Linked DNA regions of Homo sapiens: region 1 is linked to region 2. Evidence: read pairs that join two places in POLR2A ChIA-PET (ENCODE). Cell type or tissue: MCF 10A. All regions are shown on one strand. Each heading gives the region's core, and the rest is flanking DNA. Links, peaks and the distances in the headings are about the cores only.

Region 1 (4,000 bases), core at 1-4,000, 70 kb after region 2:
CCTGATTCCAGGCCCTGGAGGAAGCACTGAGCATCCAAACCCCGCCATCATCTCCACCAACAGCATTTGGGAGCCCAGAAGGAGCAGGGGCCCTCCTAAGGAAACAGGAGCTGGTCACGCAGAATGAGTTGCTGAAACAGCAGGTGAGGCTTCCGGGAGGAAATCAGGTGGGAGGTGCTCTGTGGGAGCTGGAGCTTTCCTGAGGGCCCAGACGGCTTGGAATCACATGGAACCTGTAATTAGTAATCCACTTTCTGGCCATTGGCCAGGGCCCCCCACTGGCTCTAGGTTTATCCTTTCCAGCACCATAACCCTAGCTTAAGTCGTTCCTCTACCACCTTTATGATTTAGCCATCTCTATGCCCCACACGTGCTATTATTTACCTAGTATTTAAAAAATAAATTCTAAATAAATGAATTTAAAAGGGAGCTTTATATCACTGCTGTAATTGGAAAAAACCATTTATTATTTGTCACAAGTAGAAAGTAACTGTACGCAATAAACAATAAAAACAGAACAATGTTATTAAACTCTAGCCGGATACTCTTGCCAAATGAAGACTCTGAACTGGAGTTCTTTTCTCCTTTATTTAAAGGAGATTGGCAGGTACTAAAATGGTATTAAAGACCTACTAGCCCTGAGGGACACAGAAGGATTGGGGTGAAAGAAAGCGAAAAGGTTGTGGCTCTCCCATTGTCTCTGTGCTATTTAATCCTCCTAAACTGCCTTGAACCTAGCCAGTGTCTCAGCTGATCTGCACTAAGGATGTGAAACTACAGGCTAAGAGACAGAGGCAGGCCCCACCCAACCCACCTCTGCCAGGGCACCCTGGAGCCCTAGCGGAGTTTGTAGGGTCTCTGCCCTCAGAACCAGCAGATCCAAACTCTGGTCTACACCACACTCTGGTTCTGTGATCACTGCCCCTGTGGGTCTCAGCGGAGTGAAAGGATTGCACTGGTTGATGGCTTTCAACGTTTTTTTAAAACCATATATCCTTTGTTCAAATAAAGTCCTAGCTTGAAGCCCAGAATGTAAGATAGAGGGACACAGAACTACTCTGTTTGAAGTTAAGGTGGAGGCTGGAGGTGTAGCTGTCCCACTCCCCATGGCGACCCCCAGCTCTGCCATCTGTGACCCCAGCAGGAGGCATGGGAGTCTGGGCCTGAGGAGAAATCCCCACTCAGGACCATCCCCCTCCCTCTCTTCACCCTCCCTCCACACCAGGTGAAGATCTTCGAGGAGGACTTCCAGAGGGAGCGCAGTGATCGTGAGCGCATGAATGAGGAGAAGGAAGAGCTGAAGAAGCAAGTGGAGAAGCTGCAGGCCCAGGTCACCCTGTCAAATGCCCAGGTAAGAGTGACTGGACCCAGGAAGGGCAACTGGCCTGTCCTCGTGGGGAGAGGGGGCATGGATTGGAGGGCCCTGGTGAGGCTGGATGTCAGGACCCTCACTGCTTCTCTCCAGCTCTGCAATCATATTTGAGCTCGGCAAGGCCCTTCCCCTCTCTGACTCTTTCTTTGTACAATTACGAGTTTTACTCTAAGATATCTCTACCTCTGACTTTCCACAGTCAGTTCTGGGCTTTACTCTCCCAGAGTGGAACTAAAAGATGTTAGCAGAGAAGCAGCGAGGTTCACGTGAACCCTCTTGACCTGTGCACAGACCACTGTGACAAGCAGGTGGCCTGCAGCAACAGCCTGGGCTGTGCTCCGCCCTCAGGGCCCTTTCCCGGGGCTGGCCCACGCATGGTGGCCCAGAGGGAAGCATCAGCCGGTCAGTCCTCGTGGCTGGTTAGGCCCTGGATCCAGGCCTGGCCAGAAACCACCTGTGCCGACAGTCTTTTCTCCCTCCCTTCTTCTCTCAGCTAAAAGCATTCAAAGATGAGGAGAAGGCAAGAGAAGCCCTCAGACAGCAGAAGAGGAAAGCAAAGGTGAGGAGGCTTGAGGGAGGTAGCAGCACTGACATCCTCTTACCTTCCTCATGGAGCTAGCCTGATGGATGCACAGTGTGTGCTCGGGCGTGGGGACATCCTCTGCTAACTAACTGATGAGTAATACAGGAAAAGCCTTAGAGCAGTATTGGTACAGAGGCAGTGCCCACAATGTATTAGCTGTCATCACTGTTGACATTCTGTGTCCAGGTAGCAACCTTCCGTGCCCATGTGACTAGCCTTCTTTGGCCGTGTATGAGCCTTCCGTGCCCATGTATCCAACTTTCTATGCCCATGTTCCAGCCCTCCGTGCCCATGTACCAGCCTTTTGTGCCCATGCCCAGCCTTTTGTGCCCATGCCCAGCCTTCCATGCCCATGTACCAGCCTTCCGTGTCCATGTACCAGCCTTCCATGCCCATGTGCTCAGCCTTCCGTTTCCATGTATCAGCCTTCCGTGCCCATGTGCCCAGCCTTCTGTGTCCATTTACCCAGCCTTCCGTGCCCATGTATGAGCCTTCTGTGCCCATGTGCCCAGCCTTCCATGCCCATGTGCCCAGCCTTCCGTGCCCATGTACCCAGCCTTCCGTGCCCATGTACCAGCCTTCTGTGCCCATGTTCTAGCCTTCCGTGCCCATGTACCAGCCTTCCGTGTCTATGTACCAGCCTTCACTGCCCATGTACCTAGCCTTCTGTGCCCATGTACCAGCCTTCACTGCCCATGTAGCAGCCTTCTGTGCCCATGTACTAGCTTTCCGTGCCCATGTACCAGCCTTCCGTGTCCATGTACCAGCCTTCCATGCCCATGTACCAGCTTTCCATGCCCATGTACTAGCCTTCTGTGCCCATGTACCAGCCTTCCGTGCCCATGTACCAGCCTTCCGTGCCCATGTACTAGCCTTCCATGCCCATGTACCAGCCTTCCGTGCCCATGTACCAGCCTTCTGTGCCCATGTCACAACCTTCCATGCATGTGTACCCAGCCTTCCATGCCCATGCAGCCTTCCATGCTCATATATCCAGCCTTCTATGCCCATGTATCCAGATTTCTGTACCCATGTAGCAGCCTTTCATGACCACATACCAGCCTTTGGTACCCAGCCTGCTAGCCTTCAGAGAGCTAACATTCTATTTAGAGGGTGATGAGATGGGTGTCCTTTGCAGCCTGTTGCAGGCCAAAGCCAGACGTCAGCCTTTCTTGCAGGCCTCAGGAGAGCGTTACCATGTGGAGCCCCACCCAGAACATCTCTGCGGGGCCTACCCCTACGCCTACCCGCCCATGCCAGCCATGGTGCCACACCATGGCTTCGAGGACTGGTCCCAGATCCGCTACCCCCCTCCCCCCATGGCCATGGAGCACCCGCCCCCACTCCCCAACTCGCGCCTCTTCCATCTGGTGAGTCTGTGTCCCTCCCTTGCTCCAGGGCACACACAGAGGCTGCCCCAGACACCTTCCAGAGAGGAAGGTTAAGTGAGGGGTTCAGAAACTGCATCCTTCTGAACTAAACAGCACCGTGGTGGCAGGTGGGTGTCCAGGGCCTGGCTCTGGGCTGCTACCCAGGGGCAGGGATCTGGCCACAGTCCCGCAGGGCTGCCCCACAGCTGTTCAGGGTCACTGGTCTAGGACGGAGAAGGCTGAGTAAGAGTGCAGGGTGGGAAGGAGGACTCCCTCCAGGCCCCAGGCCATGGGTATCAGAGTTTGGGTTTGCTTTTTCTTATAACTTCCACGTGTAACTAGGTTCCAGAGCCTCACCATGTTTCTCTCTCTTTCCTTTCCTTTCCTCTCCCCTCCCCTCCCCTCCGCTCCTCTCCCCTCCCCTCCTCTTCTTCTCTCCTCTCTTTTTTTATTTTCTTTTCCTTTTTTTTTTTTTTTTTTGAGATGGAATTTCACTCTTTTTTGCCCATGCTGGAGTGCAGTGATACGATCTCGGCTCATTGCAACCTCTGCCTCCCAGGTTCAAGCTATTCTCCTGCCTTAGCCTCCCAAGTAGCTGGGATTACAGGCATGCACCACCACGCCCGGTAATTTTTTGTATTTTTGGTAGAGACGGGGTTTCTCCATATTGGCCAG
Region 2 (8,702 bases), core at 2,327-6,326:
GTGCTTTAACATAGTGGCTAAAAGAATGGACTTGGGCACTGGACGGCCTTGATTTGAATCCCCCACTTAACAGCCATGTGACCTCAGGCAAGTCACCGAATCTCTGCGCCTGAGCTCCCTTACGTAGGAATCAGGGTTTTAGCTCTACCCGAGATGATTGTTGTGAAGATACAAAAAACATAACACACATAAAGCACTGGCGCAATGCCTGACTCAGTGAGTGTTTCCTGAGTGTTATCATTGTGTCTTCATCCCAAGCGGACACAGGAGGAAGAGGAGGCCCAGGAAGGAGAGGGATCACCCAAGGTCCCTCAGTGAGCTGGGGCAGAACCATGACTAGGACCCGTGCTCCTTTTACTACCCCAGCCTGGGTTCCCAGAACTTGGCCGAGGTTCTAAGACCATTGGCCAGGCACGGGGACTGGCGTGGGACAGATTTGGCTCTGAGCCCACGGCAGCCTTGATGTCAGAGCTTCTCTATCGGGATGATCTTGCCCAATGCATTTAGGCCTGGGCTGTGGCCATATTTGCTGCCCTTCCACTTTCTCAGGCACAGCCTGTGGGAGGCACTGGGTGGGGCTGAGGAGGGGTCCTCCGCCTCCTGCACTGAAGCTCACCCCCACCTCTGGGGCTTCTCTTGTGGCCAGTCTTCCAGGAGTTCATCAAGATGACCAACTATGACGTGGAGCACACCATCAAGAAGGAGATGTCTGGGGATGTCAGGGATGCATTTGTGGCCATTGGTAACTGGCAGGGACTAAGGGAAGGGCTGGGGGCACTGGGAACTTGAACAGATTCTCTGGAAGAATAGAACCTTGGCAGCCTCCGAAGCTACTACTGGAAAGTAAACACTGTCACAGTTCGCCTCCAGGGGTGCTGCCAAATGTGTGATTGTGCAGGAATGTCATGAGGTCTGTGCGAGGCTGCAGGAGAGGGTGAGAAAATAACTGTTGCTAGGGAAGAACCAGGAAGACTGGGGCAGGCAGGGGAGGGGGCACGCTGTCCTGCACAACTAGGGTGTATACACACACACACCACACACACACTTGACACACACACCTAACATATACAAGACACATACTATACACACACACATTCTCACATGTGACACACACTCATACATAAAACACGTTACATATGCATGTGACAGGTGCACACCACACATACACACATCACACACAGAACACATTATATATACACATACATGCTACACCCCCACAAGACACTACACCTACACACACACCACTCACACACTATGCACACATGACCCATGCACACCACATATACGCAGCACACATGCACACACATACAAGACACATACACGCTAGATGCAGATGACACACACACAGACCCTCGTCTCCTCTCAGTACCTGGCTTTTTGGTTACGCTTATATAATTTGAGCTCTTGACTTTGAAAAGGTTTTTCCCTTTTGGATCTTAATTCCACCGTGTATAAATATGGATGAGTGGATATGGGTTAGGGCTGAAGTTATTCTCATTAATATTCATCATTAGTGGTATCTTGTTTCATTTACTATAAAACACATTGCATCAATGCACTTTTAAAAAATCTTACCAAGAGGTATCCGTGGAAGATTTTCACATAATTGCCTTCAATTATAAAACACATCTTGATTTCAGAGACACTAAAATGTGGGGGAAAGGTGTGTTAGATTTGGGTGAAGTAGAGGTGGTGGTAGGGGTGTTGTTTAGCACGTGATGGGCCTTTACCACCCAGGAGCAATATCTAGGAGGCGGGATAGCCCGACGAATAAAAGCATGGAATCCAGGTTGAATCCCTGCTCTGCCACTTACTCACTATATGTCCTTGGGCAGGTCACAAAACCTCTGTGTCTCAATTTCCTCCTTTGTAAAGTGGAGATAACAACAGTGCCCAGCCCATAGGGTGGATTTTGTGAGGCTGAAATTAGTTAATTATATGTAAAGCACTTGGAACGGTGCCTCTTGGCATGTAATACTCACTGGACAAGGGTTAGTTTGTATTTGTATTGTTGTTTCCCACCAAGCCCTGCGCAAAGTTAGTTGCACGCAGGTTTAGTTACATTCTCATCAGGTGCTCTTAACCAGCTTATTTTACAAAAGAGGACACTGAGTTCAGAGAGGCTTATAGCAGTAGAACCAGGACTCAAACCACAGGCTGCCTACCTCCAAAGCTCATGTTCTTAACACCAGAATAATTAGCCTTTGGAGACACTTTCAGATTCCTACCCTCCTCGTGTATTTCCCTCTTCCCTTTCTCCTCCCACCTTGAACAGGTATACACGTGCAAACACACACCACAACACACCATTTCACACTCCTCCATCCAATGGCAGGCATCGGGGTCCCATGTGACAGATGGACAGGCTCAGTTTTTAGGAAGACTTGTGGGGTTGGTTACAGAGGAGAGAAGTTTCTGCCCAGCGTGCTTCTTAGCCAGACTGATAAAGCCCTAGGTCTGAAGTCAGGGAAGGCTTCCTGGAGGTGATGTCATGACTGGGGGCATGGACATCAAGTACAGCCTTGAAGGATGGGATTTGATTTAGAGAGATAATGTAGTGAAGGGCAGATAGGAAATGCATCTATCCAGGAAGGACAGAGAGACACAGGAATTTGCAGTTTGTTCTGGGAATGGGGGAGCAAGGGCCATGAGGTTGCAAAGGAGGCCAGGAGCTTTGACATTCAAGCCAAGGAGCTTGGGATTTGTTTGGGAGGTAGTAGGGAGATATGTAAGGAGCTGGAGATGGGAGGTGTGTGATGTGATCTTTTCCACAGGGTTCCTGAGCCTGTTGCAGAGGAGTCTTGCTTGACTCTGCCACTGGGGTACGCAACTCCAGCCTCTTGCCGTCTGTTCTCATTATATCCAGAGTCATTCCAGCTATAGTACTGGTGTCTGGTTCCTCCTTTTTAAGCTGTCTGAGACACCTGTGCGTGGGCTCTGGAGCCTTGCAGTCAAGCAGCTGTGAAGGGCTAGAGAACCCTAGGCTTTGAGAAAGGGCGGGGTTGGTGAAACCAGGCAGGCATTATCTGCAGCCAGGGTAGGGAGCAGGGGCTGCCAATCCTGCAAGATTGTTCAGGCCCTGGGGAAACACTCAGCCCCAGGGATTTGCATGGTCCCTTAAATTTTACCAACGGACAGTCATTCTTTGGAGCAATATTTCTCTAAATCAGTAACTCTCAAGCATTAGGCTGCACCAGAGTAGGGTGGCCAACCATCCTGATTTGCGCAAGGCTTTCAGTGCTGTTAGGTTGGTGCAAAAGTCATTGCAGTTTTGCCATTGAAAGTGATGGCAAAAATTGTAATTACTTTGGCACCAACCTAATAAAACCTGGAGTGTCCCAGGCAAACTAGGACAAGCTGGTCACTCACCTCTAGAGTTTCAGATTCAGCATCTCTGGAATCTGGAATCTGAGGCATGAGAATCTGCCTTTCTTCCAAGTTTTCAAGTGATGCTAATGTTGTTGGTCCGGAAACCACACTTTGAGAACCACTGCTCAAAATCTTTCCAAAATCTGAATCTTTAGGGTGGAGCCTAAACCCTGAGTTTTAAACAAGCTTTTTGGGTGATTCCAATGCATTTAAAAATTTGAGGCCCCGTGCCTTGGGTTCATGAGGAGTTAATTACCTTTGAATCCTCTCCTGACCTTGGTTAGCTGTAAGCACCTTAGAAGGAAGAGAGTTGCAACCAATTGAGAGCCAGGCCTAAGGATGGGCCAGAGGAGGAAGCATGGGGAAGGGGAGCAAAGGTGTCGTCTGAGCATGACCCTGGGGTTGACAATGATCTGCAGACCCATGCAGGGATAGACGAGGTGGGGAGATGGGGGAGGCCGGTCCAGAGTCTGGGTTCACAGCCTCTGACCACGTTCCCCGCATCTCTCTGCTCTTCCTACCAGTTCAAAGTGTCAAGAACAAGCCTCTCTTCTTTGCCGACAAACTTTACAAATCCATGAAGGTAAGAAAACATGCTGGCGTTCCTTTCCCTTCAAGCACTGACTTACATACACACACAAACACACAGATGTGCACCATCCCCCAGATCAGGATTCCTGGCAGCTGTTTCTTCCCATTTGACATTTATTAGCATCTGCCCTTGTCTGGCTCTAGGATGGTATTTCCCAGTTGGGGGTGATTTCCCCCGCCTTCCCCCGCCCCGGAGGATATTTGGCAATATCCAGACACATTTTTGGTCATCACAACTTGGAGATTGTTGCTACCAGCATCTGGTGGGGACAGAACAGGGATGCTGTTAAACAACCTCAGTGCAAAGGATAAGCTTGCGCAACAAAGAATTATCCAGCCCCAAATGCCAAGGTTGAGAAATGTGCTCTGGAGGCACACAGGGCTGGGTAGGACACAGTCTCTGCCCTCTCAGAGCTCACAATCTATCCGGGGACACAGGGTCTCCTAGGACAAATAGTCATCAAAGGTCACAAGCGCTCCCCTCTGAGTCTAGTCCTGCCCTTCTGGGAGAGCCCAAGCCACACTGGCCACCCTCTCAGCCACTGGAGTCTCAACTGCAGATAGCCTGGGCAGGTGGGAGGGTAGGAAGGAACCTGAGACCCTCACCCTACAGTCTCCAAATGTGACAGCCATTCATTGAGCACTCACGATGTGTCAAGCCTGTGCCAAGGGCTTCATCTCTCTGACCACAGCTGACCCTCATGGCAGTCCTGTGAAATTGTGGTAGCATCCTCATTTGATAGAGGAGGAAACTCAGGCCTAGGTAGGGTAAAACGTTGCCCACATTTACATAGCTCCTAAGAGGCAGAGCTGGGACTCGAACCTAGCTCTGACTCCTAGGCTGGTGCTTGTCGCTCCCTGGGGGCAGAGGCAGCTCTGGCTGCCCACACATTCCATGCCCTGTGCCTGCTCCTTGGGCCCGGTGGTAGTTTCCTAGGGCTGGTGTAACACATTCCAGAAATTGGGTGACAAAAGAAATTTATTCTCATAGTTCTGGAGGCCAAAAGCCCAAAATCAAGGTGTCGCCTGGGTTGGGTCCTCCTGGAGGCTCTGGGGGAGAAGCACTCCCCTGCCTCTCCTAGCTTCTGGTGGTTGCCAGAAGTCCTTGGTGTTTCCTGGCTGTGAATGCATCACTCCGGTCTCTGCCTCTGTCCTCACCTAGCCACTTTTCTGTGTGTATGTCTGTGCCCTCCCTCTTCTAAAGATATTGGTTATTGGTTTAGGCTTCAATCTAATTCAGTATGCCTTCATCTTAACTAATTACATGTGCAAATACCTTATTTCCAAATTACATCATGTTCTGAGTTTCCAGGTGGACATGGGGACACTATTCAACCCACACACATCTTTTTTGCGTGTCAGTCTGGCCAGTCCTGGGCACAGAGGGATTTTGGTCAGGACTGTTTGCAGAAGACAGAGGTGGAACATCCGCCCTGTTTTTGGAAGGAACAAGGGAGAAAGGCAGATGGGATACCACTGTTTCTTGCCTGACTGGGCTCTATCTCTCCTTCCGCCTGTGTCTCCCTCCTGCCTGGCTCCACCAGGGTGCTGGCACAGATGAGAAGACTCTGACCAGGATCATGGTATCCCGCAGTGAGATTGACCTGCTCAACATCCGGAGGGAATTCATTGAGAAATATGACAAGTCTCTCCACCAAGCCATTGAGGTAAGGGGAGGGGCTAGAGGTTAGCAGGAAGCGGGTGAGTGTCAGATCCCTAATATAAGATTAGAAGTCTTTATTCCCATGGACTTTTTTCCAGTGGGTTACCGCTTAGAACAGCCAGGATATTGAAATGAAAGGGGGTCTGTATTGCATTGTTTATACCGAAATCAATTCCAAAAGAATCAAAGGTTTATAATTAAAGATTTCCAAATAAAACAAGAGCCCATTTTTTGCTTTTTTTAAAGCAATGTTATGGAAGTATAACTTACATATCATGGGCAGGCATGGTGGCTCACACCTGTAATCACAGCACGTTGGAAGGCCAAGGCAGGTGGATCACTTGAGGTCAGGAGTTCAAGACCAGCCTGGCCAACATGGTGAAACCCTGTCTCTACTAAAAATACAAAAATTAGCTGGGTGTGTTGGCTCATGCCTGTAATCCCAGCTACTCAGGAGGCTGAGGCAAGAGAATCGCTTGAACCCAGGAGGTAGAGGTTGCAGTGAGCTGAGATCACGCCACTGCACTCCAGCCTGGGCAACAGAGCAAGACTCCATCTCAAAAACAGACAAACAAACAAACGAAAAACTTACATATCATAAAATTCACCTGTTTTAAGGGTACAATTCAACAGTTTTTAGTAAATTTACTGAGTTGTACAACCATTCCCATAATGCAGCTGGTTTCCAAACACTTCTATCATCCCACTAAGCTCTCTCATACCTGTTTATCTAGTTCCATCCCCAGCCATAGGCAACCACCAAGCTACTTTGTGTCTCTGTAGATTTGCCTTTTCTGAATATTTCATATAAATGGAATCACCTAATATGTGACCCTTTGTGTCTGACTTTTTGTTTGTTTGTTTGTTTTTGAGACGGAGTCTTGCTCTGTCGCCCAGGCTGGAGTGCAGCAGTGCCATCTCATCTCACTGCAACGTCCACCTCCTGGGTTTAAGCAATTCTCCTGCCTCAGCCTCCCGAGTAGCTGGGACTGCAGGCATGCATCACTATGCCTGGCTAATTTTTGTATTTTTAGTACAGACAGGGTTTCACTGTGTTGGCCAGGCTGGTTGCTAGCTCCTGACCTCAAGTGATCCACCTGCCTTGGCCTCCCAAAGTGCTGGGATTACAGGTGTGAGCCACCACACCTGGCTGCGTCTGACTTTTTTGACATATGGAGCTTATATTTTTGCTCTTTGAGATCAGCCAAGATCTTAAAGTCTGATGCTTGGTTCTACTTGGCTAACGAGACTATGGGCATCTCAGAGGCAGTCTCTTACAGACTTAGTAGGAATGTAAGTAAATTGTTGGCACATTTTGATACTATATTATGTTTTAAAATCATACATCAAAAAATACAAGGACAAACAAAATCCCGAAAACCATGTCTCATAACAATGATAGGAGTCCCTCAGAAGGGAGATCCATACCATACCATGGGTCAGGAAGTTTGGCCTCCCCAGTCTGAACGTATACCAGACCACTGTGATGTGTGGTGAGCGTGATGGTGTTTGTACCCATTCCCAGCAATGGCTTGGCAGTTAGCACTCAATGTTGTTTGTTCAAATAAGAAATCACCTAACACGATATGCCAAGGGCCATGGGGGAGGGTATCAGCAGAGTGCCAGGGGAACCAAGGGAGGCCAGAGTTCACTGTGCCTCCTGACGCAAGAGAGTGGCCAGAGTGCTTCTCAGAGGAGAGGGCCCTGCTGGCAAATGGGATTGGGGGTGCACAGGGGCATGTTGGACAGGGGAGTGACAGGTGGAGAGAGGACTGAGATGCTCCTGGGGGAAAGGAACAGGTGAAGCTGCAGAGCTCTGCACAGGTCAGATCCCAAAGGGCCTTGAAGCCAGGCCGGGAGCTTGCATATCTTCCTGGGGATAAACAAAAGGGACGTGGTCACATTTATGTGTCTGGGAGATCCCAGTAGCCTACATGTGGCATGGGATCCTATGTTGGTCATGGAGAGAAGCCGAGGGAGATGTCCAGACAGATGGGCAGCCGGGAGGAGGGGGCATTGAGACTGGAAGGACTGTTTTCACTCACTCTGCTCTCTGCCTCTGCCAGGGTGACACCTCCGGAGACTTCCTGAAGGCCTTGCTGGCTCTCTGTGGTGGTGAGGACTAGGGCCACAGCTTTGGCGGGCACTTCTGCCAAGAAATGGTTATCAGCACCAGCCGCCATGGCCAAGCCTGATTGTTCCAGCTCCAGAGACTAAGGAAGGGGCAGGGGTGGGGGGAGGGGTTGGGTTGGGCTCTTATCTTCAGTGGAGCTTAGGAAACGCTCCCACTCCCACGGGCCATCGAGGGCCCAGCACGGCTGAGCGGCTGAAAAACCGTAGCCATAGATCCTGTCCACCTCCACTCCCCTCTGACCCTCAGGCTTTCCCAGCTTCCTCCCCTTGCTACAGCCTCTGCCCTGGTTTGGGCTATGTCAGATCCAAAAACATCCTGAACCTCTGTCTGTAAAATGAGTAGTGTCTGTACTTTGAATGAGGGGGTTGGTGGCAGGGGCCAGTTGAATGTGCTGGGCGGGGTGGTGGGAAGGATAGTAAATGTGCTGGGGCAAACTGACAAATCTTCCCATCCATTTCACCACCCATCTCCATCCAGGCCGCGCTAGAGTACTGGACCAGGAATTTGGATGCCTGGGTTCAAATCTGCATCTGCCATGCACTTGTTTCTGACCTTAGGCCAGCCCCTTTCCCTCCCTGAGTCTCTATTTTCTTATCTACAATGAGACAGTTGGACAAAAAAATCTTGGCTTCCCTTCTAACATTAACTTCCTAAAGTATGCCTCCGATTCATTCCCTTGACACTTTTTATTTCTAAGGAAGAAATAAAAAGAGATACACAAACACATAAACACATTTCCAGTGAGGGCCTCTGTCTTCTACCTAGAGCCTGCAGCCTGGATTTTCCTCATTAGAGCTTGAGGTTGTAAAGTCTGTCCAGGAGCGAGTTACGTCTTTAAATTCTTGCAAGGTGTTTCCCGGGAAGCGCACAGGAGAATCTGAGTTTGCAGCAAGCCTGGGAAGGCTGGCCCAGCCCTGCTCCGGGCCTCAGGTTCCCCCTCATCCC

The links. ChIA-PET counts read pairs that join two places held together with the same protein. Peaks named below come from ENCODE experiments on the same cell type or tissue, not always from the same donor. Only the 100,000 strongest peaks of a DNase experiment are listed, where the experiment ranks them.
Region 1: POLR2A ChIA-PET joins it to region 2 with 5 read pairs; 8 of 35 experiments call an interaction of 5 or more read pairs at or near these places.

What each region holds. Positions count from the first base shown.
Region 1 is chr5:151,032,933-151,036,932 of GRCh38, reverse strand. It overlaps TNIP1 (TNFAIP3 interacting protein 1), which reads left to right. Exons shown (of 18, transcript NM_006058.5): 13 at 12-143; 14 at 1,226-1,351; 15 at 1,866-1,931; 16 at 3,134-3,325. Among named protein-coding and RNA genes, the nearest start is that of GPX3, 14 kb to the right of the region's middle. In MCF 10A, for the core only: no CTCF peak of the experiment used is centred there; a DNase peak (open chromatin) is centred at 2,062.
Region 2 is chr5:151,100,495-151,109,196 of GRCh38, reverse strand. It overlaps ANXA6 (annexin A6), which reads left to right. Exons shown (of 26, transcript NM_001155.5): 23 at 647-742; 24 at 3,894-3,952; 25 at 5,505-5,627; 26 at 7,690-8,491. The coding sequence ends at 7,749. Among named protein-coding and RNA genes, the nearest start is that of TNIP1, 24 kb to the right of the region's middle. In MCF 10A, for the core only: no CTCF peak of the experiment used is centred there; a DNase peak (open chromatin) is centred at 4,246.